Regions from separate parts of the Homo sapiens genome. Here regions 1 and 2 are each linked to region 3. Evidence: chromatin loops called from intact Hi-C (ENCODE). Cell type or tissue: heart left ventricle. All regions are shown on one strand.

Evidence for each region. Hi-C counts contacts between places; a loop is a spot of excess contacts. Peaks named below come from ENCODE experiments on the same cell type or tissue, not always from the same donor. Only the 100,000 strongest peaks of a DNase experiment are listed, where the experiment ranks them.
Region 1: a loop joins it to region 3, with 6 times the contacts of the local background. A loop is called at or near these places in 103 of 110 quality-filtered maps.
Region 2: a loop joins it to region 3, with 9 times the contacts of the local background. A loop is called at or near these places in 49 of 110 quality-filtered maps.

The regions. Positions count from the first base shown.
Region 1 is chr6:2,099,631-2,107,630 of GRCh38, reverse strand. All of the region lies in intron 4 of GMDS (GDP-mannose 4,6-dehydratase), which reads left to right. Among named protein-coding and RNA genes, the nearest start is that of GMDS, 140 kb to the left of the region's middle. In heart left ventricle, a CTCF peak has its summit at 3,142; a DNase peak (open chromatin) is centred at 3,550; H3K4me3 peaks cover 835 bases; H3K27ac peaks cover 198 bases.
Region 2 is chr6:2,690,655-2,698,654 of GRCh38, reverse strand. MYLK4 (myosin light chain kinase family member 4) reads left to right here. Exons shown (of 13, transcript NM_001012418.5): 3 at 5,796-5,871. Among named protein-coding and RNA genes, the nearest start is that of MYLK4, 56 kb to the left of the region's middle. In heart left ventricle, a CTCF peak has its summit at 3,007 (motif pointing right); no DNase peak of the experiment used is centred here.
Region 3 is chr6:1,599,898-1,607,897 of GRCh38, reverse strand. It overlaps FOXCUT (FOXC1 upstream transcript), which reads right to left and starts at 2,367. Exons shown (of 2, transcript NR_125804.1): 1 at 2,099-2,367; 2 at 540-1,882. RefSeq lists enhancers at 1-448, 806-1,306, 1,307-1,807 and silencers at 3,109-3,178, 3,229-3,648. In heart left ventricle, CTCF peaks have their summits at 3,180 and 3,382 (motif pointing left); DNase peaks (open chromatin) are centred at 2,637 and 3,387; H3K4me3 peaks cover 1,321 bases; H3K27me3 peaks cover 7,132 bases.

The sequences.
Region 1 (8,000 bases), 500 kb before region 3:
ATCAGTCCTGTTGTCCCTTCACCTGTGTGGACACAGCCCCCGTGATAACTTAATACAGTTTGTAACCACTTTTATTTGTTACAGCGCAAAATTGCAATACGAAACCTTTTTCATTTTATAATTTCATGTTTAGGTTTATAATGAATAAACACCACGATTGTAAATATGACTAGTTTATTCCCATGGTTCTTAGGAAGAAGTTGAGCATGTTTGACTTTGTATTCATCAGGGTAGGCAGGAGTGTATGCTGTTGGTGGGTGCCTGTGTGTCATCTGGCTCAGATTCTTCTTGGAAGCCTGTTGTAGATTTGAGCAATTGAATTCAAATCTAAAACCACTTAAAAAGTCCTTTATAGTCCATTAAGAATTTATATGAGAGAGAACACTCTATGAAAGTTCTCCTCTCCCTGTTCAAACAGATTGTTCTGTTTTATTAGAGCTAGGTGGTATTGTAATTTTGATAACAGCTAATAATGTTTGGAATTTTGCTCATAATTAATTAGTGGACCACACAAAGCTATGCTTGTTGGGTTTTTCACCCTTAATGTGTTTATAAATAGTGGCTTGTTTACTAAATAAAATCCAGAGTAGCATTATTTTAGTATTGCAACATTATTTTATATATATTAAGCTAAAATTAATACAAATAGCTAAATGAACATATTTACCACAATATTAATTTCTAGATGCTATTTATAAAAATGGTGGGTAAAGAGTAAGTTAGTAAATACACTGTGAGTAAAACTTTTCCTTTTTTTTTTCTTTTTTTGAGACAGAGTCTCGCTCTGTCGCCCAGGCTGGAGTGCAGTGGCACCATATTGGCTCACTGCAATCTCTGTCTCCTGAGTTGAAGCAATTCTCCTGCCTCAGCCTCCCGAGTAGCTGTGATTACAGGTGCCCACCACCACGCTCAGCTAATTTTTGTATTTTTAGTAGAGACAGGGTTTCACCATGTTGGCCAGGCCGGTCTCCATCTCCTGACCTCAGGTGATCCACCTGCCTTGGCCTCCCAAAGTGCTAGGATTACAGGTATGAGCCACCTTGCCCAGCCAGGATTCTTGATTAGATTACAGTATGTAATTTACATAAATTAAGGTGAAGACATAAATGATACTTTGTTTAATACCATAATGTATCTCCCCCGCCCCCAAAATTTGTATGTATATTTAAAAAAATTAGACTTAATACCTCTTTTAAAATACATAGTAAAGCTTGATATTAAATATGATTTCTACTTTATCCTTACATATGGCGGAGTTTATAAAATTTGCCTTGTTAAAGTTGGATCCTTAAAGTTAGTACGGTAAAATAAAATGAAATCTTTTCTAGTTCAAAAAATGTAATGCGTAAGAATTTTTTCTGCTACTTTGTACTGTAAATCATTAATTGGATACCTTACCAGTGCCAGCAAGAAATAAATCATATGAAAATGGTTTGAATGTATCAGATTTCTATTTTTTGAAAAATGTCTAAGATCGAAGATGAGTGATTAGTAGGTATCACTTTTACTCTTTGAAAAATGGCAGAGTATGTTCCTAGTTTGGAAATGTTAATTTAAAGTGTAATCCACAGCGAATTTAGATTTGCTTTATTTATAAGAAACCGCACATCAAGCCTTGGTTTGGCATGTTACAGCTCCGTTAACAGTTTATCGTTAAGAGACTGATTCTTTAGAAAATGTTGCACCCTGAAAGGTTAGCTCAACTTGTGTACGGTTCTAGTGTTGATAATTAAAGTGAAATGTTTGCCAGAGAAGAGGAGTATTGTGTTGATAGCAATTATGCAGTTATTCTAAATGGGAGCTGATAGAGAAGAGGCAGCAGTTTCGCACTTCTTATGCTGTTTGGTATATCAGGGTAAAAAAACCTGTTCCTGAGTTTCTTTTCTACTCCCATTCCATATATTTCATTGGTGCCAGGTTTTTATTTTTTTAGTATATAACAGTAAAGTCTTTTAGAAATTAGTGGTATTGACAAAATAAACCTTTTAGGACATTCTTCAAGACTGTCAACCCACATTATTAGTACTGATGGTAAATAACCAGTCTTTACCCTGAGTGCATGGATTAATTGTTACATGGTGTAGGGGACAGGGTTTTTTTGTTTGTTGTAACATTCCCATATGGCTCACACTAGAGTGCCTTTCTATTTGTTTGTTTGACACTAACTTATCTTAGGACAATTCAGAGCCAGTATGGTCAGTCCTAAAGGGGAGGCTGAGAGGCTCTTTAGTGTGGTCTGATACATTTCTCCATCTTCCCTAGAGAAGAAGTGTTTGAATATTTGACAGAAGTTAGTCGATTATTATGTCACAATATTTGAGTTATTGGTTGTTTACATAATGTGTGTAAATAATTTTTTCATCTGTTTGCTTTGCATTTGCTTTATATTAAATATTAGGAAAGTGTTTTGGTTTAGTGATCATTTCTTTTTTTTTTTTTTTTTTTTTTTGAGACGGAGTCTCGCTCTGTCACCCAGGCTGGAGTGCAGTGGCGTGATCTCCGCTCACTGCAAGCTCCGCCTCCCGGGTTCACGCCATTCTCCAGCCTCAGCCTCCCGAGTCGCTGGGACTACAGGTGCCTGCCACCACACCTGGCTAATTTTTTGTGTTTTTGGTAGAGACGGGGTTTCACCATGTTAGCCAGGATGGTCTCGATCTCCTGACTTTGTGATCTGCCCGCCTCAGCCTCCCAAAGTGCTGGGATTATAGGCGTGAGCCACCGCACCCGGTTAGGTTTAGTGATCATTTCACTCTATCATTTGGCAAGATATTTAGATTGCAATTTAGCAAAAATTAATTTATCTTATTGGAATTATTTACTTAAGTGACTTAAAATTTCAACTTTTGTTTTTCAAGCATAAGTTCATCAAATTTGCCAAATTAAAATTTATCAGCAGCAATAATGGAAAAAATCTATTGGTTATGTTCAATAATATTATGTTAAATAATGTAACTTCAGTCATTTTTCAGTTTTATAAATTTGCTTCACAGAGAAAGAAATGGAAATTTCCAATAAGCTTTACGTTTGTGTAGGGAAGCAAATTATCCCTAAAGCTTCCTTCTTCATCCCTCTAGATTAGAGACATGATTGTTTTTGAAACTGAGGAAGTTTCTGGTGTGTTTAAGAATGTTGTGCTCTTTTATACACATAGATGGCAGCAAAGAATTAGACAAAGGAAGTGAACCTTGCAGTTGTAGTGAAAGATGAGTGACAGTACAAACTGACTCCATCAGCATAGCTGCCTGTGTCTCATACTTAAACATAAAATAAGAAAGAAAGCTACTATTGATAACACAAGAATATAGGAGAACGAAGAAGGCTCTGAGAAGCTGTAATACACTGAATTTCTGGACAAATCCCAGGTGGGGAAGCTTAATCTTTTAAGGTATGTCATCCACTCCTGTAAGATGATTGAAATCAGCTAAGATAATATGCATGTCAAAATAAAGAGACAGTGAAGGGCTGAGGGGCAGTAGGGCCAGAGGGAAGTAAAAGAGAAACCACGCACAAGTTGCAGCGGCAAGCAATAGCCTGCTGCCTGCGGGCACTGTGGAGTTTGGCCTGCATGTCTCCTCTTTAGTTAAGCAAGTTACAAAGAGGAAATGTCAGTCCACGAATCAGGCAAACATTCCCTGGGAACGTTTGCTCAAATGTCAGCATTTTAGAAAATAGAACTGTAGTCTATTATGGTTCAGTCCCCATACTGGGTTTGCTGTTAAGTGCACAAGCACAAATATATTGCTTAAGAATGCATTTGCTATTAACAAGTCATTTTATGTCTTAATTAACATTCCTAAATAATGACATAATCACTATAAAAGATGACAGTCATCATTATAATTAATATTTAATATGTGTGTGCTTCCGAGGACCTTTCTGTGGCTTCTCACAAATTTCCAAGGTAATTTTCAAGTTTTAGAATTGCATTTGGTGAGATCACAGTCATGAGGATCTAATGAAGTAGAATCATATTTAGTAGAAACTGAGATTCGGAAGTGAGTTGTAGAAAAGCAATTTGTAACATGTCCTTAACAATCCCATCACCTCAGTATCTTACTAATTATAAACGAAATAAGGGCTTCTTAATGCCACTAGAGTAATGCTAACATTGTTTAGGAAAACATTTCTCCTACCCTCTATTTTTTTTCTGGTCTACTCTCAGGAATTTTAGTACCACAGACTAATCTCTGGGTCACAAAATTTATTCTAAAGGTGTGTATAACAACGTGCTTAAAAGCAGTATCTGGCAAGTCTCTCTTGTGACAGCAACGTTATTTCTGACATAATTATTTTCTTAGTAAATTTGATATCTTAACAACCCCTTCCCTCATTTCTGAGTTCAAAAAATAACACTTAATATAATTTATTTCTCATACTTAATAAAAGCTTACTTGAGAGCATATTGCCATTCATCCTCTAGCTGCTTCCCCCAAATGAGGTTAGAAGGGAATGCGGTTTGCGAGGGTATAAGGTGGTTTCCAGCATCGTACGCTGTGTACTGTAATGGGCCTCAATGTTGTTTTAATGAAGCATTAAACATATTCTGGCTGTTGCTTGTTACTTATTAATGATTAATTGGTTATACTCTGTCATATCAGTAGAAAAAGAAGATATGTATGTAGTTTTTCTGTTTTAAGCAGTCTACTGTGTTAACTTCAGTTTGTATGCACAGATATTATCTGTGTTACCCTAATATTTTTAGTAGTGTAGGCGGTTTGAAAACAAGGACAAAGAAAATTCTGATGTCTAAACACATAATCTTGCAATTTTGTGAATTTTTAATTTAATTAAATGGAATTTTATAAGTTGAACTTTCATTATCATATATTTCTTAAAACCAGGGTGTAAGATAATTGAATTAGTCACAATTACATAAACATTTCTTTATAGGTCATTTTTGAGATAGCAAATGGGTTTTAGATTAAAAGGTTGTTTAAAAACAGCTTTTAATCAGAATATAATATGTTTTGCAGGTGACTGCGTACTTTTTCTTTTACACTTTTAGCCCCTCTTTGGCAGGCATTAGATTTAGACTGTGACTTTCTTAATGCAATAACATCGTGCAGATTATTTATGTGACCTTTTCACTGCCACGGTTTTCATTAAACGGACAGTATTGCAACACCATTTCCTTCAATTGCTTGGTTTCAAAAGAATCGTGTCTCAAGCAGGCAAATCTAAGTGATTTGTGTTGCTTACTAACTGAAGAATATTGTTTTAAAACTTTTTTTAAAAACCAGCATATTAATTTTCTTCATATTAGCACTAGAACATTTATTTTCCTTGACAATATTTTATAAATATTTTGCATGAATAATTAAATGTTGGATAATTAATAACATTTTTTTCAATTTGCTTATAATTTTTAAATGGGCTTTTAAAAATGATACACTTTATAGTTTTTGATGCCCTTTTTAAAGTCTAAAAACAGATTTTGTATGAATTATAGGGGACTTCAATGTTTTATTGGCATTTTATAACCAATTTTAATTTATGATGGCTTTACATTTGTTTACGTGACTACATCTTACAAAATCTTAGATATTTGAAAAATTTCCAGTGTAGTATAATAATAGCTTAAGTAATACTTGCCTTGTTTGTCTTTCTTACTTACTTTAACTTTCACATGGTTAATTAAGTAGCATTCCTGTTGATTAATAAACTAGAGCGCACACTGTTGTTTGAGGTTAAAATACCAAAGTTTTGTGCTTATGATACTTAGATTTTCCTTTATGTCCAAATTGTCCTTTCTTTTATCTGATGTAAAATATTTAAACATATATAGATACTTTGAAAATTATTTAAATTGATAGATGATTGCATGTAATCACGAAGTATGTTTTCTCATGTGGCCATTGTTTTTCAATGAAGTGTTAATGGTTAGTGGAAAAATTTGTGTAATATAAATGCCCTAAAGTTCAATTTTGGCGCTAAATTTAATTGCCTTTTTTCCCCCACAGTTTGTGTCTTTATTTTAGATAAACACATAAGTTCATAAATGTATTGCTCATATTTCGTCTTTCTTGAGGAATGGTTTCAGATAGATTTGATATACTTTCTCTCATTTCGTGGGAGATTCTTTTCTCTTTCTCTCAGTTTCTAACTGGGGATTCCACTTATCAGGTTGAACCATCTTACATGATGATGATTCTTGGTGGTGCAACTTTGTTGGCACAGGATCCAGAGACTAATCCATAAAGCAGTTACTGGATTTCCAATGTGTGAAATATTAGTTTGTCCCTTTTTCTTGTGTTTTTTCTTCTGAAAAGCTTTACTGAAATTTCATTTTTTATTTTCTCTCTTTTTTTTGTTTTTTGTTTTTTTAGTGTTTTTTTACCATGCTACTTATGAAAGAATTTCCTAAGAACTTTCCCAAGTTCTATCACTTGGGAAAAGATGTGTTTTAACTACAACAGAAACATCCCGGTTAAACCCTTATCTGGTCAGAGATTTTTAGTTCCTAGCCAGTAAAAAACTGTTTTTTATAATGTAACATAAATTACATACTAAATTAGTACTTTCAGTAAAAACTTTTCAGTAAAATTTTGACACTTAAATGCTCACTTTTTAAAAAAAAAATCTCAGTAATGTCAGGTCATAGGCACATGAAATGTTTAATACAAAAATTGCAATATCTTTCATAATAACATAGAAGTTAACAGAGTTTTGACTAATCTTACTCATTTTCTTGCATTCTTACAGAAAATACTAGTACAATTGTAACCTTTAGTGAAATTAGTTCTTTGTAAGAATTACATTTCTATATGTAAAACAACTATAAAAAGAGTGCCAAGATTTAATGCGTGCCTTCACTTTTCGGGGACGTTTTATTTTTTCCACTGTAAGTAATCTTAATTCCAGATGTTAGCACATGACATTTTGTGTAGTGCCCCTATCACATGTTTGAGTTTTTTTAACATTAGCTCTATGATCTGATGCTATGTATACTATCTTGACTCGTCAGTGATATAGATTTTGTTGCTGTCATTTAGTTTTTATTAATAGTCTTCCATTTGTATTAGTCAAACTTAAAGGCATATGTTTGTTGCCACATACAAAATATTTTACGGAATAATCTGTAGTTTATTTACATTGTATTGTGACGTTAGACCTTTCTAGTACAGCTTTATAAAATAAAATAGTTGGTTGCATATAGAGGTATCTTATTGAAACATCAGTGTAATGATAAAAATATTAATTGTTGTAATGTTTAGGACATTAGAAGAACACAGATGTGGCCACCTTTTGAAAACTTAGAAGTTATTTATCTCATAGGAATTTGTAATAAATCCAAAAGATAACTATAGGGTTAACACATGGAATGACGATTTCACTATATTGGCAATTTATTTACATTTCTTTAACCCAATTTTAATTGTAATTCTGTGATTTAAGCCTCATTGATTTATATTTTTGATTGGTATATTGAAATATAAAACCTTCTAAATTCTAACTAGCACAGGGTACTTTTTCTTTGTCATGTGAAATTAAGGGAATTAATCTTGTCAGAATTTTTATAATCATGTAAAACAAACCTGTGAGGAAGACACATAGTCTCTCTGGGCCTCAGTTTTCCCATCTGTAAAATAGGATGTGAGGCTTTGGGAAACAGGTAAGAGTTATGCTGTATGTTCTCCAAGATCTCCTACAACCCCAAAATTTCATGATTGTCCAATTTGTTTTTGAAGTGGTATTGTGCTTATCAATATAAATTACATGTCCTGTCTAATGAAAACATCAGTGTTAATAAAACCTAAGGATGAAAAGTTCAGTTTCTTTTAAAAATCATACTTTTTGGGAGAAACAATTGTCAGATATTAGCATATAATGGTTTTTCTCAAGAAATATTTAAAACTTTATATAAAGTTATCTTGCACCTTTTTAAAAACTTAATGCAGAATAGTGGAAATTCTGGGATGGAAAAGGCATTATATTCTATTTTGTCAGAAAGTATAAATTAAAGTTAAATGCTGTATAAGCTTTTGGTCATACTGTTAATA
Region 2 (8,000 bases), 1.1 Mb before region 3:
CCCATTAGGAATCTAATCCAAGTTTAATAAAGTCATTATAAATTGTTATACTTTTGTTTAGATATTTCTAGAACTTAGGTAAAATGGCCAAAAATTGTTCATCTTGGCATTTCCACAAACAGTAATATGCAAAACTGTTATTCAGGGTACATGACCCAGCGTCCTCTGCTAGCAAGAAAAGACTCTGCGGAGCCCAGGACTGGTCAGATTTATTCCATTAGGCTATTCCTTTTTCACACTGAACTTTTAGAATTTAAATACACTTCCGAGTTTTCTTATCCTGATAACCCCCTTGTTGTAGAAAGGCCATGTGGGTGATACGTTCAGAGCTGAGGAGGTTTGAAAAGACCAACACTTGAGCCTGGCAGTAGAGGACAGAGCTGTAGGACAGGGTGGCCGACCTCTAACATCTACCTGCCACCATCAGAGTCCAGGCTGTGGGTCACAGCTACAAATTATTACAAATATTTGTTCTCCTCCATTCTTCTATCTGGCCTGTTTGCAACAGTTTTAAAAAGAACCAGGAATTCTCTATATGTTATGTTATGAACACAATTTTCTGCAGCAACTGTAATCCCAAAATGCATGGCCGTTGATATTGCTGGCCATCGGCTATGTAAATTCAGGGCTGTGGATATGAGCCACCGTGGCAGGGATGCATCTGAGATGGCCCCCAGGGCAGCCTGGCTTTTCAGGGGTGCAGCCTGATGACAGAGTGTTCTCACAGTGAACGTGCCATTCCAGAAAGCACTGTTTTCTTCATCACGCATTGCTTCACCAAGCACTTCAGAACTTTACCCTCTGTTCGGTGCTGGGGAAACGAAGGGGAAGAGAAGGGTCCGTATGCCAGCGGGCAGACAGACACATTGAGAACGCTGCAGTAACACGGAAAACGATGGTGGCATTGTTGAGGTCCAGAGGAGCAGCCCTTATCTCAGCCTTTATGTTCTTTCAAGGACAAATCCGTTTTACCATTGATTTTTTAAATGATTTTTATTGAATGGGAATGAAAGAAGGATTAGACGATGTTGTTCAGTTGAATGAATTTCCCTTTCAGCTATTCCGCCACTCTCAGGAAAAGTAGGGTTTTGATGTAGTACTGGGACAGGTCTGTGACGCAGGGCGAGAGCGCACTCATGCCCAGGTAGCCGGCACACGCCTGTGGACCGATGCCGCCCTGCTGTTCAAATCTGGATCCTATGGCAGTAAATGTAATGGTTAACGGAGAAAAGAGGATAAAGTGCTGACTTGAAATTGCTTAAATAATCAAAACTGGCACGCAAGCGATGAATACTGAACTCTTAAAAGCAGTACTTTGCAGAAGGAGAAAAAGAGTTTGCAAGAATTGAGCTGATAGTTCTAATTATGTTCTTGCACTCAAACCGACTAATTAGAATGATCCTGCTCCAAAACACACTTCAGAAAATCAGAGTGTGAAGCACGGTGTTATCTACAATTGTCTCCAAATTATTTTGATTTTGTGCTGCCATCAGTAAAATATTTTAAAGCACTCCGCGATATATTTATTTATAATTATATACATTGATAACCACTACATGCATTTTATTTTATTTTATTTCATTTTATTTTATTTTTGAGACGGAGTCTCTCTCTGTTGCCAAGGCTGGAGTGCAGTGGCGTAATCTTGACTCACGGCAACCTCCGCCTCCAGGGTTCAAGCAATTCTCTTGCCTCAGCCTCCTGATAGCTGGGACTACAGGTGTGCACCACCAGGCCCAGCTAATTTTTGTATTTTTAGTAGAGATGGAGTTTCACTATGTTGGCCGGGCTGGTCTCAAACTCCTGACCACATGATCTGCCCACCTCGGCCTCCCAAAGTGTTGAGATTACAGGTGTGAGCCACTGCGCCTGGCTGCACTTTTATTTTTATAAATAACATTTAATATGTCAGAGATACTTTTATATGTGTCCAATTGTATCAATATATTTTTAAAAACATATGTAAAATATAAATGTTAAAAGAATGGTGTCTTAGCTTGGGCTGCTATAGCAAATTATTCTGGACTGGGTGGTTTAAACAACAAACATTTATTTCTCACAGTTCTGGGGGCTGAGAAGTCCCAAATCAGGCTGCTGGCAGATCCAGGGCCTGGCGAGGGCCCCGTTACTAGTGTGTAGTGGGCTTCTCCCCATAAAGAGTGAGCAAACTTTCATTTTGGTTCTTATAAGGGCACTAATCCCATTCATGAGGACTCTCCAATCATGACCTAGTCACCTTCGAAGGCCCTACCTTTTAATAGCATCACCATGAGGGTTAGGATTTTAATATATGAATTTGTGTGCGTATATCGTCGGGGGGGATACATTCAATCCATAAGGAATGGAATAAATTGAAATGAGTTCTAGCATGTCCTTGATACCCTCCAAAGGACTACTATGGACACTCCCTGGGTACGTATATCCCACTTACGAGACCAGTCTAGGAAGCCAGACAGAGTGGAGAGAGCTAAGCTGTGTTTTGAATACTTGGACATCTGGACCACTTAGCCTTTCTTCCCTGTGTCATTCTACATCCACTGATAAATTATTATAAAAGGAATTGGTAAATAGTTCCAAAGAAATCCATATGCAAATATAGAAATATTTTTAAGTGAATTTGCATGAAAGAGGTCCTTAGGTTCATCCCAGCCATCGATGTGAATTCAGCAGAGGAATATAGTCACTGACATGGTTTTCATCCCATTAACTGGGGATGGTCAGGATTGGGTCAGAAACTTAATGCTTAAGAGCACTGGTCCTGTGCTCTTTAATCGGTAGAAGACATGTTTCATTTTTGGACAATAAACAAGGTGTATCTACAAACTTGAGCTTTCTATTTTAGCAACTTCTAGGCATAACTTAGAAATACAAAGTAAAAATGTTTCATATTTTTGGTTGCAGTCCTGAAAAGAAAAGGAGAAATACAGCGTCTGTCCTGGAAAGGACAGGAGAATACAACTTCTGTTTGTTGGAAACTCTTCGGTTCAAAGTTCCTCTAGATGTCAGTATTACATAGGGAAATGAAACTATAACAGCCTTTGGCAATGAATAAAGGCCTTCTTACATTATTTAAATGGAAAAACATATGTGATATATAATTACTAAAGAAAAAAGCAACCTCTCTTGGAAGCTGGCTTCTTATATTCCTCAATACTGACAGCTTCTCCTGTTGGTCAAGTCCAACTCCGAACCCAAAGAATATTGGGTTAGCATGTGGACTTTTCCACCTGATACTCAGATGGCCTCAGGGGCAAACGTGGATCTATCAGTGCTCCATGGAGTCTTACAGCCAGCTGCTCAATTTTATATACTTTTATGAGTAGAAATTGACTGATACATACCAGTTTTCATTATTAAATCCACGTATGCTTATATCATTGCATTCATGCCACACAGAATAAACCCAGAAGCACAATGTCTATTGATACACCAGAAGTTTTCATTTCAAAAGGGAAGAACTGAAAGACAGTTATAAAACACCTTAAACACAATTTGTTAAACTGTCTTATTCGACTAATTTGGATATATGCTTTCAAAATTGGACTTAAATTCTCTCCTTTTTTTGCTTCTCTTCCATGTTAATTGTAATCTTTCGACAAATATTTATCTCTTCACTCTGCTAATTTGTTTTTGATTTATGACCTTCTCTCTTAATCATTTTTCTTATCTCCTGTGGTGCCAACTATGTAGTAGATCTCAATAAATAGGAATCATGTAACTTGGCTATAGTCTTTCTATCTTTTTTTTTCCCCAGAAAGACAGTATAGGGTGGTAGTTAGGTGCACTGGCTGAAGTAGACAGCTGGGTCAGAATCCTAGCTCTACCATTTCTAAACTTTATAACCTTGGGAAATTACCCAACTTCATTTGTACGATGGGGCTAATAGTATCTATCTTAAAGGGCTGTTAGCAGGAGCAACCAGTTAAACAAAGTGCTTAGAAGAGTGGTACATAATGTGTGTGCACAATACATGGTAGCTGTCACCACTACCACCATCATCACCATGACCGTCACCATCACCACTACAACCGCCATCACCACTACAATCATCACCACCACCACCACCACCACCACCAGCAGCACTACCACTACCACCACGACTACCACCACAACCAACACTACTACCACCACCACCACCACCGCCACCACCACCACCACCACCATGACCACTACCATCATCATCATCATCATCACTACGTACTGGTCTCTGAAGTAATCACCAGGGAGTCAAAGATGAACCAGTCTTTTTGCCCACTGGAAGTCCACAGTCTAGTGGGAAATTGACAGGAAAAAAGGCTTAAAGTGTTATAAGGGACACCAGGGGTGGGGATATGTGCTGAGTTCTGTGCAAGCACAGAGGAGGGAGCAATCAGCTTTGTTTGAAGAGGCGGCAGCCCATTGTCCCTGCAGAGGGAAAAGTAGGCAAGTGCCGTCTCTGGACTTTCACTTAAAGAGAAACTCTGAAGCTCTCACTTCCAGCCTTGGCTTTCCACAGATTTACTAAACATGCCTTTATGTTTTAAGTTCACCATCTAAAAAACGGAAATACTCTGAATCCATGGAGCTGCCCCCTGCATTGTGTAAAAGCACATTTGCAGCCGGACATGTTGGCTCACACCTGTAATCCCAGCACTTTGGGAGGCCGGGGCAGGCGGATCAACTGAGGTCAGGAGTCCAAGACCAGTCTGGCAAATGTGGCAAAACCCCGTCTCTACTGAAAATACAAAAAATTAGCCAGGCATGGTGGTACATGCCTGTAGTCCCAGCTACTCAGGAGGCTGAGGCAGGAGAATCGCCTGAACCCGGGAGTTGGAGGTTGCAGTGAGCTGAGATTGCGCCATTGCACTCCAGCCTGGGCAACAAGAGCGAAACTCCATCTCAAAAAAAAAAAAAAAAAAGCACATTTGCAATTTGTCTTGATATCTGTGCTCTGAACTTACATGGTGTTTCATGCTTGCAAATCAGCTGAAGGCAGATTATGTTGTGTTTCAAAGGGGAAATAAATACTTTTTTTGGACATCCACACAATGTCATTAATTTATAATGCAAAACTTTAGAAGTTGTGATAATTTGGGTGGATTGGGCTAATGTTTCCCTTTTATATGGGGTACATTAGCTAACGGTTTGCTCAACTAATTCAGATACTCCAGGACTGTGAGAAGAATGTTTATCCACTTAGGAAAAGGGCCATCTGTTCTAAGCACTGTAAAGGTTCCATTTATAAAGCTGACTTTCATCTCCTACTCTCTGGTTTACAGAGCCCATTCACATGTATCCTCTCATTTCTATTTGATTTATATGTCAACCATATCAAGACAACTTACACAGAGGTCAAGGGTGATGCACACATTATTAACATCCTTTCATCTATTCATGAAGATGGGCTTTTTCCCATAATGACAGTTTTACAGAATTTCTTTGAAAATAGTGAGCTCATTTCAGATACTGTAGTCTATACAGGCTTTCATTAATTCAGACTGTTCTGCCCTCTACATTACTATTAATTTTACTGGGCTTTTTTCTATGTTTGAATCATATAATATAGTAGTTTTCAGCCTGGGGTGACGGGTGATTTTGCTCCCCATTTATAGATCTCTGGAGACCTTTTTGGTCATCACAACTGGGAGGGAGGGTGCTACTGGCATCTGGTGGATAGAGGCCAGTGATGCTGCTGTCCTGTAATGCTCGTGACATTCCCCACCACACGGAATCATCCAGCGCAAGTGTCAGGAGTGCTGAGGTTGAAAAGCCCAGATGTGATATGTAACTTCAATTACTCAATTGTGCCTCCACAGGCGAAGGAGGTGTGGTCAAACGCCGACCTGACGGAAAGGATGCCCGTCAAAAGCAAAAGGACATCAGCCCTCGCAGGTAACATCTTTAGAAAAGTAGATAGTTATGGATGAAGAAAGTTCCGTTATAAAAGTCCTGTTGTTATTCAGAGGAAGTTGCACATTCATAAAGCCCTGTGCAGGAAGAAGTGATGTTTATAAAAAAATGCCCCCCCCCCCCTTTTTTTTTTTTTGCTTGTGTTTGGGTCTTACTAGTTACAAACAAGAAAATCTTTTGGAACCCAATTGGTCATATTTCCTTCTACTTAGCTTTTAAAAGCTTATATCTGCTGATAAAAAGAAACCTGGATAAAGATGCCATTATAGAAAGCCAAAATTATACTGATCACCTGCATTCTCCATTAAAATATTTTGTGTCCTATGGTGGCTTCTAGAGAGATCTACCCAGAAGAATCAGCTCTCCTCTGAGAAAGAAAAGGTTAATAAACTCAACAAGAAAAATGCTGAGAAGACCAATGCCTCTCTAGTTCATAGAAGTTTTGCCATATTTCACACAAAAAGACAAGACAAAGTAGAAGATTTTGCTCCAAGAAATTCTATAAATCCAAGAGAGAATATAGATGGAACAGACATTTCATGCACAGAGAGCCTGAATACACAGGAAAGTGATAGTGCTGGGAATGAACAGCAAGACACTGCAGATAAAAATGAACACCCAGTGTTTGAAGAAGAGAGAAACGGGTTTCATTCTAAGGAAGATACTAGTGGATAAGAAGCTGAGGAGAAAAGAGAACTGGCAACTGCACATGAGACAGTGCTGGACCAATGTCAAAATAAAAATCAATACGTGTATCAAACTAATGGTGACCAATTTCACGAAAGGTAGGGTTACAGCATTGCGTATCCACAGCAATGTTTTCTCTAGAGCTATGTGCCATTGCGGTTTAAGGCCTTATTGAAAGGATAAATGAAGAGAGTTTGAAGCAATGATTTATAACTTGGTTTTCCAGCTTATATGAATTTTTCATGGCCACATTTTCTAGCCATTATTTTTTCTTCTTGCCTGTGATATTTTCAGGCATTTTGTTATTTTCTATGTTTTCTACCAACTGGTAGACAAAGATGATGATTAATAGTGCCCACAGGAATCAGTATTTTTTAAAGATGAAGTAAAACAGTTTCATTTTTAGCAATACAGAACATATCCTTCCTAAGGACAAGAATTAAATAATGACTAGATTTATCCGTAAGTTAAAAACCTAAATCTGAAAAAGCTTACCTACTCCATTATAAATAATAAATTGCCTATTTTCCCAAATATTGTGAGGATGAAGTAAGACATAGATTATTGAATGACTTTCTTTCTCAACTACACAGTTTCACTTATAGATTCAGGTAATATTATAGCCAATTAAAATGAACTACTCTAAGTTATGAGTAATCACATATCACAGTATCTATTTGGAACCAAAAGTATCAAACCACTTGTGTGGTCTTTTTTAGGGATTTAAAACATAATTCTTAGTTCATTTTTTAATAATGTATCTGAAACCTCATCTTGGAGAAATTTAATTTTCCAAGAATTAAGCATAAATATTAATGATTGCTAAGAAAGAAACTTCAACACTGCCAGATGTGTTCAGTAAGGTCGAGAGCTGCTGAGAAATGGAAATTAGGTCAATTCTTCCACTGATAAAGGTTTAGTCTCACTGCCGTTAAGATTCAGAGAGATTGGCTGGGTGCGGTGGCTCACGCCTGTAATCCCAGCACTTTAGGAGGCTGAGGCAGTTGGATCACGAGGTCAGGAGATGGAGACCATCCTGGCTAACACGGTGAAACCCCGTCTCTATTTAAAAATACAAAAAAATTAGCCGGGCGTGGTGGCGGGCGCCTGTAGTCCCAGCTACTCGGGAGGCTGAGGCAGAGAATTGCTTGAATCCGGGAGGCGGAGCTTGCAGTGAGCCGAGATCGCGCCACTGCACTCCAGCCTGGGCGACAGAGCGAGACTCGGTCTCAAAAAAAAAAAAAAAAAAAAAAAAGATTCAGAGAGATTATTGCTTCTTTTATCATGCTATAATTTAATAATTTCTCTCTAAGGAAAGGAAGTGAAAAAATGAAGATCAAATTAGTTAGGTATTCATAAAATGACGGCTTTTGTTAAGTTCCAGTGGAATAACTTGGGGTCACGATTTGGCCAGTGGTGAGATT
Region 3 (8,000 bases):
GAACACCTCAGCAAGTGGTGAGTTCGGTCTTGAAGCTGCCTTTTACACTGCTAGCGGTGCGCGGAGATGAACGCAGCGATTACGGATGCTTTGTTTTCCGAATGCGGGAAACGCCTTCGGCCCCGAGTTTTGCAACAGGCAATGGTGCCCCGCTGCCCCCTCCCCCACCAGCCTGTCGCCTCCTGCTCTTCCCTGCCTCCTCCCTCCATCGGCCCAGTGAAGTGTAAACAGCTTGTTATGTAAATTGCAAATCGACCTGCAGCGGTGTTCTCAGCTCTCCGTTTTGGGTATAAAAGTCGCCGTTGTGAAATTAGTGTCTGGCGTGCGAGAAAAAATGGAGGGACGTAGTTTTATCAAGATCAACTTTCCACTGGTTTAGCTCTGGATATTCGCCAGGAAAAGATATTTGCATTTGTGTTTTATAAACTTACTCGGAAGCAAGCCTCCAGTAAGCGGCTTGATTGTATTTCAAGCACTTTTCTTATTTCATTTTTGTTGTTAGTGGTGTTATTTGAACATTAAGACGCAGGCATGAAGTCTTTTGGGGAACAGGTTAAAGCTTTTATTTTCAGGTTACAGTTTTTGATGCCCCTTTCTGCTACTCCACGGGGTACTTCAATCATCCGCTTCCGCACATCTCTTGACTCATTTGGCAGAAGAGCCCCCACGGGAACCCTTCGGCTTCTTTTCTGACACCTCACGTACTTGCAGCCTGAAGGCCCCGCAGGCGACAGCGGTAATGGATGTTTGGTGGAACCCTCCCTGGGCCCACACTCCGCCCCTCCCCAGCAGGCCGGGCAACAATTCCCAGGGCCCACCGAGGGGTGCTTAGCTCGGAGGAGGGGGAGTGACGTCACAGCGATGTTCAAAACAAGGCCTCCCCTGGCCCCACCATAGAAAAGCACCAGGAAGGGGAATGTGGCGAGCACTCCAGGAAATGCTCGGATTGGGGACCAGGTGACACTGTAGGAATGTGTGTGCTGGGGGATGGGATGGTGTCCTAAATATGGGTCACCAGGAGCCAGAAGGAGCTCTCTTTTTTCTTTTTCTTTTTCAAGTAAAGCAGAGGAGGTGGAGATTGGGATGGGGGCAGTCCGGAAAAATCACTCCCTAGGGGTGTGAGCTTAGCTCGTGTTGTGCGGATTGTCCCCGTCACAGCCCAATCACCTCTGTGGTGTGCCTAGACGCCCTCTCCCTTACCTCCCCGCTTTCTGGCTTCTCCATCCTCTGGGCTCTGGGTTCAGCCCTGAAAGCCGAACTGTGGGCTGCAGTGGGGAGGCGAGGGCAGGTAGAAACCAGCTTCAGGGGGGGCTCCACCTGGCCCAGGAGCTGGGGGACAACAGAAAAGGCAGGCTTAGGGCATGAGGGAAGGCGCTTCTCCTGCTGCACTGGGGCAGTGATTCCTGGGGGCTCTGCACACACAGGAGGGAGGCTGCAAGTCCACAGCTGCTTTAGCATCTTTCCCTTTGCTGGGGCAGACAGAGTGGAAGATTAAGGCAATTAACCCCAGAGGGCCACTAGAAAACTGTCCACTAGGCTGCCATCACAGACCACTGGAGCAAGGTCCGCTTGGGGATGTCTTTGAGCTTTTTAGATTACTTAGATAATTGTCTTAGTTCTCCATTCGGCCTCCTTTGCTTAGACCAGAATCCCAGGGGTAGGGGAGGATATCCTTGCATCAATGCCCGGCATTCGTTTTCAAACCACCAGGCCGGCAGGCAACGTTAGTCATCGGTGCGACTTTTCAGCGGAGGAAGGAGTGGGGACCGAACATCTGGGTGGCCGCGACCTTGGGCAGATACTCCTTAGCTGGGGGATTTTCAAGTAGAGGATTTGTCAGCACAGTCCCTCCAATTCAGCCCCGTCCTTAGTAGAAAAATTTCTACAATAAACGAAAAGAGCGTTTGGTTTTCGATTGTTTTAAAGACAAAGTGATCCATATTGCCTGTCTACATGGTTGGATTAATCCGATAGTTGCCCTCCTGGGGGCAGACCTCCACGGGAAGTTTGTGTGATGGGATAATTTAATGTCATCTAAGTCCCCTGGAGGGGCGGTTCCCCTAACTACTCACCCAGGAGAAAGCCAGCCAACACCTACCTGATCGTTCCCGCCTCGGGATGGCCCACCTATCGCCCCTTGGCAGGAAAGCCCCCGCCTCGAAGGGCGTTTCGGGGGCTCAGAGCCGAGCTAAGCTGCAAGAGGGGGCCATGGGGAATGCGGGAAGTGAATCTTTAACTTTGGTGCCCGGCTTCAAAAGACTCAGGGCTTCTTGTGTTCAGGCAGAGGTAAATGGAGATTCAAACTGTCGTCTTGCATTAACAATCCGGAATAAAAATAAAATTCGTAAAGGGATAGATGATCGGAAAGAACAAATGGTGCATGTGTGCGCGAACGAGCCCCAGTTTCTCTCCATCCAGGTCCCCAGCGGACTCAGAGCGGCCGCCGCACTCCACGGCCTGGGAGGACAGAGGCCCCGCAGCCTCCCAACCTCGGCTCATGTGGGGGGCGCGCCGCGCAGGGTGGGCGAGTCCCCAGGCCCCAGAGTCTGCCGGAGCCAGGGTGCGCGGTGCGGCGGGAGCCGGCCGTCGGAGGACTGCAGGGCGAAAGCGCCTTCCTGGGGCTGGAGCAGAAGGCGTGTGCCCCTGCACGGACGCGCCTTGGCTGTGGGTGTGGGAAGAAAGGCTTTGCCCCGTGAGACAGACCCACAGACAGCCCCGGAGCCGCCGGCGGGGTGAGGTGGGCTGCAACCTTGCAGGTGGCTGGCTGTTCCCAGGTCTCCGGCCCGGCGCCGCAGCGGACCCAGGCGCCGGGGCCGCAGCCAGCCTTCCTTCCGAGTGCTCCCTTCGCGGAACCCTGCGCCCTGGGACCTTCCTTCCGACGTCCCTCACCCCGGCCGGGGAGTGGCACCAACGCGGACGCACCGCCGGGCCTCCTGCGGGTAAGGCGCGGTCGGCCCCCAGCTCTGAGCCTTCTGGGCAGGAGCCCCGGGGGCCTGGGCCGGGGCCGGTGTTTGCACCTCTCAGGACAGGGACAAGGCCGACACCCGGCTCGGTGCAGCCGGCCTCCCCCGAGGACCTGAGGGCCGACGCCTCCGGGAACCGCTGGTCCTCGCGAGTGGGTCGGCGCCTGGCAGCGCGCGCCGGTGACCTGGTGGTCCGTCTGCTCCCAGGCCGCCCCTCACAGGCTTCCCGCCGCTTCCCCGCGAGCGTCAGCAGAAAAAGGGACGATGTGGAAGCCCGGAGGCCCCTTGGCCGACCCAGGCTGGGGCTCTCAGGCTGGGGGCACCTCACCCCGGCAGGTCCCGCGCCTCGGGAACCCGGGGCCAGGCAGCCGTCCTGGGCGCCCGCACCGCGCACTGCGCGTGCTACGAGCGCCCCCTGCCGTCGGAGGCGTTGTCTCCGCGGCGCCTCTGCCCGCGCCGGGCTCCAAGGGCCGGCTCCGCCTGTCCCCGCACAGCGTCCCCTGGGAACCGGGTCTCCAGAGAAGGAGGCCTGGGGAAGACCGCGCCGCCCGCGTGGGACCCCGCAGGGCCTGGCACCTGGTTTTCTAGGCTGCAACTCTCATCCCTCAGGGTCCGGGCGGGAACAGCCCCATCGGGGAGACCCTCTCAGACTTCCAGGCACAGACCACGGACGCTTTTGTTCCTGGAGTGGAGGGAGGTGACCCGAGACTGGGGCTTTCAGCCACCGCTACGCATTCCTTCCAGGCGGCCCTTTTAATTGACGTACACGTTACAGAAAAAGCAAGGCCGCTCCATCCAGTGAATTACATTGTGGGAGATGCCAAGGAATGTATTTACTGGCAGCCAGGTTTGCCAATAAAAGTTGCAAATAAAGACTGCTGGTTTCCAGGAAAATGTACTTCTGTTTTTTAAACACTCCTTAGTCTTAATTACCAAAAACTGAGCCTCCAAAGAACCGGTTTCGAGAACAGGACCAGTGAGTGGCGGTGCTGGCGAGGCCTCACACCCCCACGTGCAATCACACACCCCGATGTCGCCTATGGGAACAAGGACCATGCACACCTATGGCTTTGCCCACAGAGAGGCTCGCCCGTATTTACATACGCAGCAGACACAGACACAGGCGAAACGTTGGCACACAGAGAGGTATGCGCTCGGATTAGGGCTGTTTAGTTTGGAAGTGAAGAAATAAGAAAAGACAAACTATGGCAAACAGGCGAATTTCCACAGAAATAAATGTCTGCGAGGAAAGGAGGCACTTGCTCTGTAGTGTTTAGTTATGGTCGCCCTGGTAGTTCTTTTTAGTCCGACCGGGTTGACTATAAATGAAGGCAGCAGAGAAATGCAGAATTTACATTTACTAAAGGTCCGCTTTGGCTTGGGGTCACAAGGACCCCAGTGGGAATTAGAAAATCTCCCCACTCACTAGATGGAGCAGCACCTCCCCCCACAAAAAAAGGGGTTTGGGGCAGAGTGTGCACGCTAATGAGAGGCAAATTTATTCCATGTTTCTCCAATCTTAAACACGGACACTCATAACCACAATTATAAAGACTGGTAGGATGCACAGAACACTTAGTATGCGGTCATCCTGCTGTGTGCTTTAAACACTCCTTTCACCTAATCCTCACAAGGACGCTGACATGGATATTATGATCTACATCTTACACATGAGGAAACTGAGCTTAAAGAAAAGAGAGAGCTTTCCCAAGATTACACAGCCCTCGCAGTTGCACTCTGCACAGGCTCACTGGATCTAAGACGCCACTTATGATAAGGTACAGTGCTTATGAGCCACTAAGAGGGGAAAAAACTAAATTATTAAATATCATCAGTGGTAAATCTCATCTCCGTTTCAGTTGCTAAAATGAAAAAAAAAATGTGCATTTCAGATCGATGATACGTTTACTAATCCATGTAATCAACAAACACATAGAGGCCTGCTCCGTGTTTGGCTTTCTTCTAGCAGCTGGGTGTGTAACAGAGCACCCTTTGCAGACATCCATGAAGCTAAATACTAATTATTATGGGAAGGATGTTTACCCACAGCAACCGTTGAATCTATTATATATGTGTACACATACTGACTTGCACTGGTCTGGTTTATCTGCACACTTCCATACTCTTCTAGAGATGCTCACGCCAGTGCTATGAGGAGAAACTGGTATACGCGCATGCACAGAAAAATGGTATATATTTGGACACAGACATTCTGTATAAACGAATAAAGGACCTGCTGGTGAATGCATTGTTCTCTCCTCCTGGATGCTATCTGGTGGCTCCTCTCCTGCTTTTCCCTTCATTTAGTTTCCCCAAGGAAGATTCTCCAGAAAACACAGCAAATAAAGCAGAGAGGCTCTTTTCTGCCCCTGCCTCAATGGTGGGCCCGCTCTTACCCACAGCTCCAGACAGATGGGCAGGCAGGCAGGCAGGCCAGGAGCCTCAGAACACTGAGGAAGCAGGAGCAGTTCCTCTCGGACCCATGGCAGACGTCAGCCAGAGGAGGCTGGAGGAGGGATGGGCAGCAGGAGGTGGGTTTCAGGTTGTAGCTCACCTCCAGGACACCATGCCGGGGCTGTCCAGAAGTCACCAAAGTCAAGCCCTTGGCATCATAGAGAGGGAAACTGAGGCTCTCAGAAGAGAGCTGGCCCAAGATGGGGAGGGCTTCTACCCAGGACTTGCAGTCTAGTGCGGCCTTCCCCCAGCAGATGCCCAGGCTCCTCCGCCTTCAGTCCCACCAAGGCCTAGCGACTAACGCAGCTGTTGTCTTTGGCCAGGTAGGCCTTGAGGGTCAGGGTTGGGGTAGGAGCAGGGAAAAGGAGAGAGTGGGTGGCAGGGAAGATGAATGAAGGGCGGAGGGTGGCAGGGGCTTTTTCCTTTTCCAGGAATTCCTCCCTTGCCCAACACAAGCTTGGCTTGGGTCTGGACGATTGACCCAAAGGCCAACCCTTGGGGGAGAGAAGAGAACCCCGGACGCAGAGCCAGAGGAGGCCCAAGACCTCAGGCTCCGGAGGTGTTTGGCCACCAAGTGCGCGGGGCAGCAGGGGCCCTACTTTCCCGGGGTCCGGCCCGCCACAGGGGTGCCCAGGGTCTTCTCTGTGCGGTCTTCCCTCGAAGAGCCGGGGAAGCCCAGTCCTGCCGGAGTGGGGCACAGGGCACCGCGGCCCAGATTCCCCGCGGAGCGCCCGGCCCTGCCGGCCGCGGCGACAGTCTGGGGCGGTCCTGCTTCTCCTCAAGACCAGCCGATGGGTCGGGGCGCCTGGTCTCCCGGTGTCTCCCCGTCGTGCGCAGGAAGGTGCTTTTAAAGGCCGGCGGCCGGCGCGCGAGCTCGCACACCGCAGCCGCGCCGGCCTGTGTTTAGTCTGGCGCTGAGGTCCTTCCTGAGCAGATGGGAGGAGGAAGCCTTCTCCAGGCCGTTCCTGCCGTCGCCCACCCGGCCCATCCATCATTTTCTCACCTACTGGCCCCAGGACCGCGAAGTCCTCACTGAGAGCTGGGCACAAAGTCCGGGCCGGGTCACAGACCCCCGCCACCTCGCCCGCGCGTGAGAGCTTTTCCTTCTTCCTTCAGCACAAAGGCTGCCATTATTGCATGTCCCTGTGATGAAACACGCACCAGATTAGATAAGGCTGAATTGCACTTTTATAGGGTGCCAGTATCGTCCATGAGACACTCTCCTTTTATTCGTGAGAGTGTGCGCTTATAAGAATGGTTTGCTTGAGTAGTTATCACTCTCCTCAAAGAGACAACATCTACACACAGAGTGACTTCTTAGGGAAGGACTGCGGGATGCCCAGAGCGGGGGAAATTAGTTACTCGCCGAGAAAGAGCAAGTTACTAAAAGTTGCTGACCTCTGGGGCCTGGCCCAGTCAGCCAGGAGCACTGTTTTGCTTTTGTGTGTGGCAATTCCGCATGGTGCCCGGTGCCATCCCAAGAAACGCACCCTAGGAGTTTTCATTGTTTGCCTTTGTGAGCATTTGCTATCAAAGATGCGGTGTTAGGCGTATTTGTTTTAGTAAGGAACGCATCCAGAGGCGGGCAGACGTGTCACTGGGAGAATGTTTTGGCAGGAGCGGGGCAGGGGTTTTACATAATAGGAAAACAGATGCAGCTCCACCCTTCGAACATCAAGGCAAACACATCCACGCATTTTGTTTAATATCAGTCACATTGTCTACTGTCTGCTGGAAGTAGGTTAATTTTCTAGTAAACACCACTCTTACTGCTGCCAACTGTTTTTTTCTGGAATGGGCTCAGACTCACCCAGGTCCTCCTGCTTTGTTCATTTCAGGTTGTCTTTGGATATTTTAAAAGAGCTAATGCATGACAATAATATTTCCATATATATATGGAAATACATATATGTGTGTGTGTGTGTGTATATATATATAGAGAGAGAGAGAGAGAGAGTGTGTGTGTGTGTGTGTGTGTGTGTGTGTGTGTCTTAGTGACCCAGGCTGGAGTGTAGTGGAGGGATCCTTTTGCTTCTAAACAAAGCTTGAGAAAACTATACCTCGTATTTCTCTTTCTCCTTAGTTGGGCAAATTTTGCATTTCCCTTGATTATGCATTAAATGGAGTAAAATCAGTTTTTCTAATTCTTTTTTTTTCTTCTTGCTTGTTTGTACATCAGCTTTCCTGATGATATCTCTATAGCTCTGCCGATTTCAAGGAGATTCAATTATCAGATGGTGTTGACAGTCTGCTGTAAATCTCATAAAAGGAGAGTTGGGCTTTATTTTCTGGCTGTGCCAGACATTTTCCAATTAAGCATTTAGAACCTAGAAGGCATCCCCGACTAGATCAGAGTAATATGAAATACAGGTCAAGTGCTGGATTCAAAGTCCTTAGCAATGTCCCTTTAAAAACAAATTTCTCTGATATGCCCAGATCTGGGTTTCCAATATTAGCATAACTTTCAGTTTTATCCACCAGGCAAACAAATGTTGTGTCTACATTTGGGGCAAAAAGAAAATGATGGATGCATAATTTCTTTCTCTTAGGAAGAGTTTCTGGAATTTTGAGGGTTCACTCTGG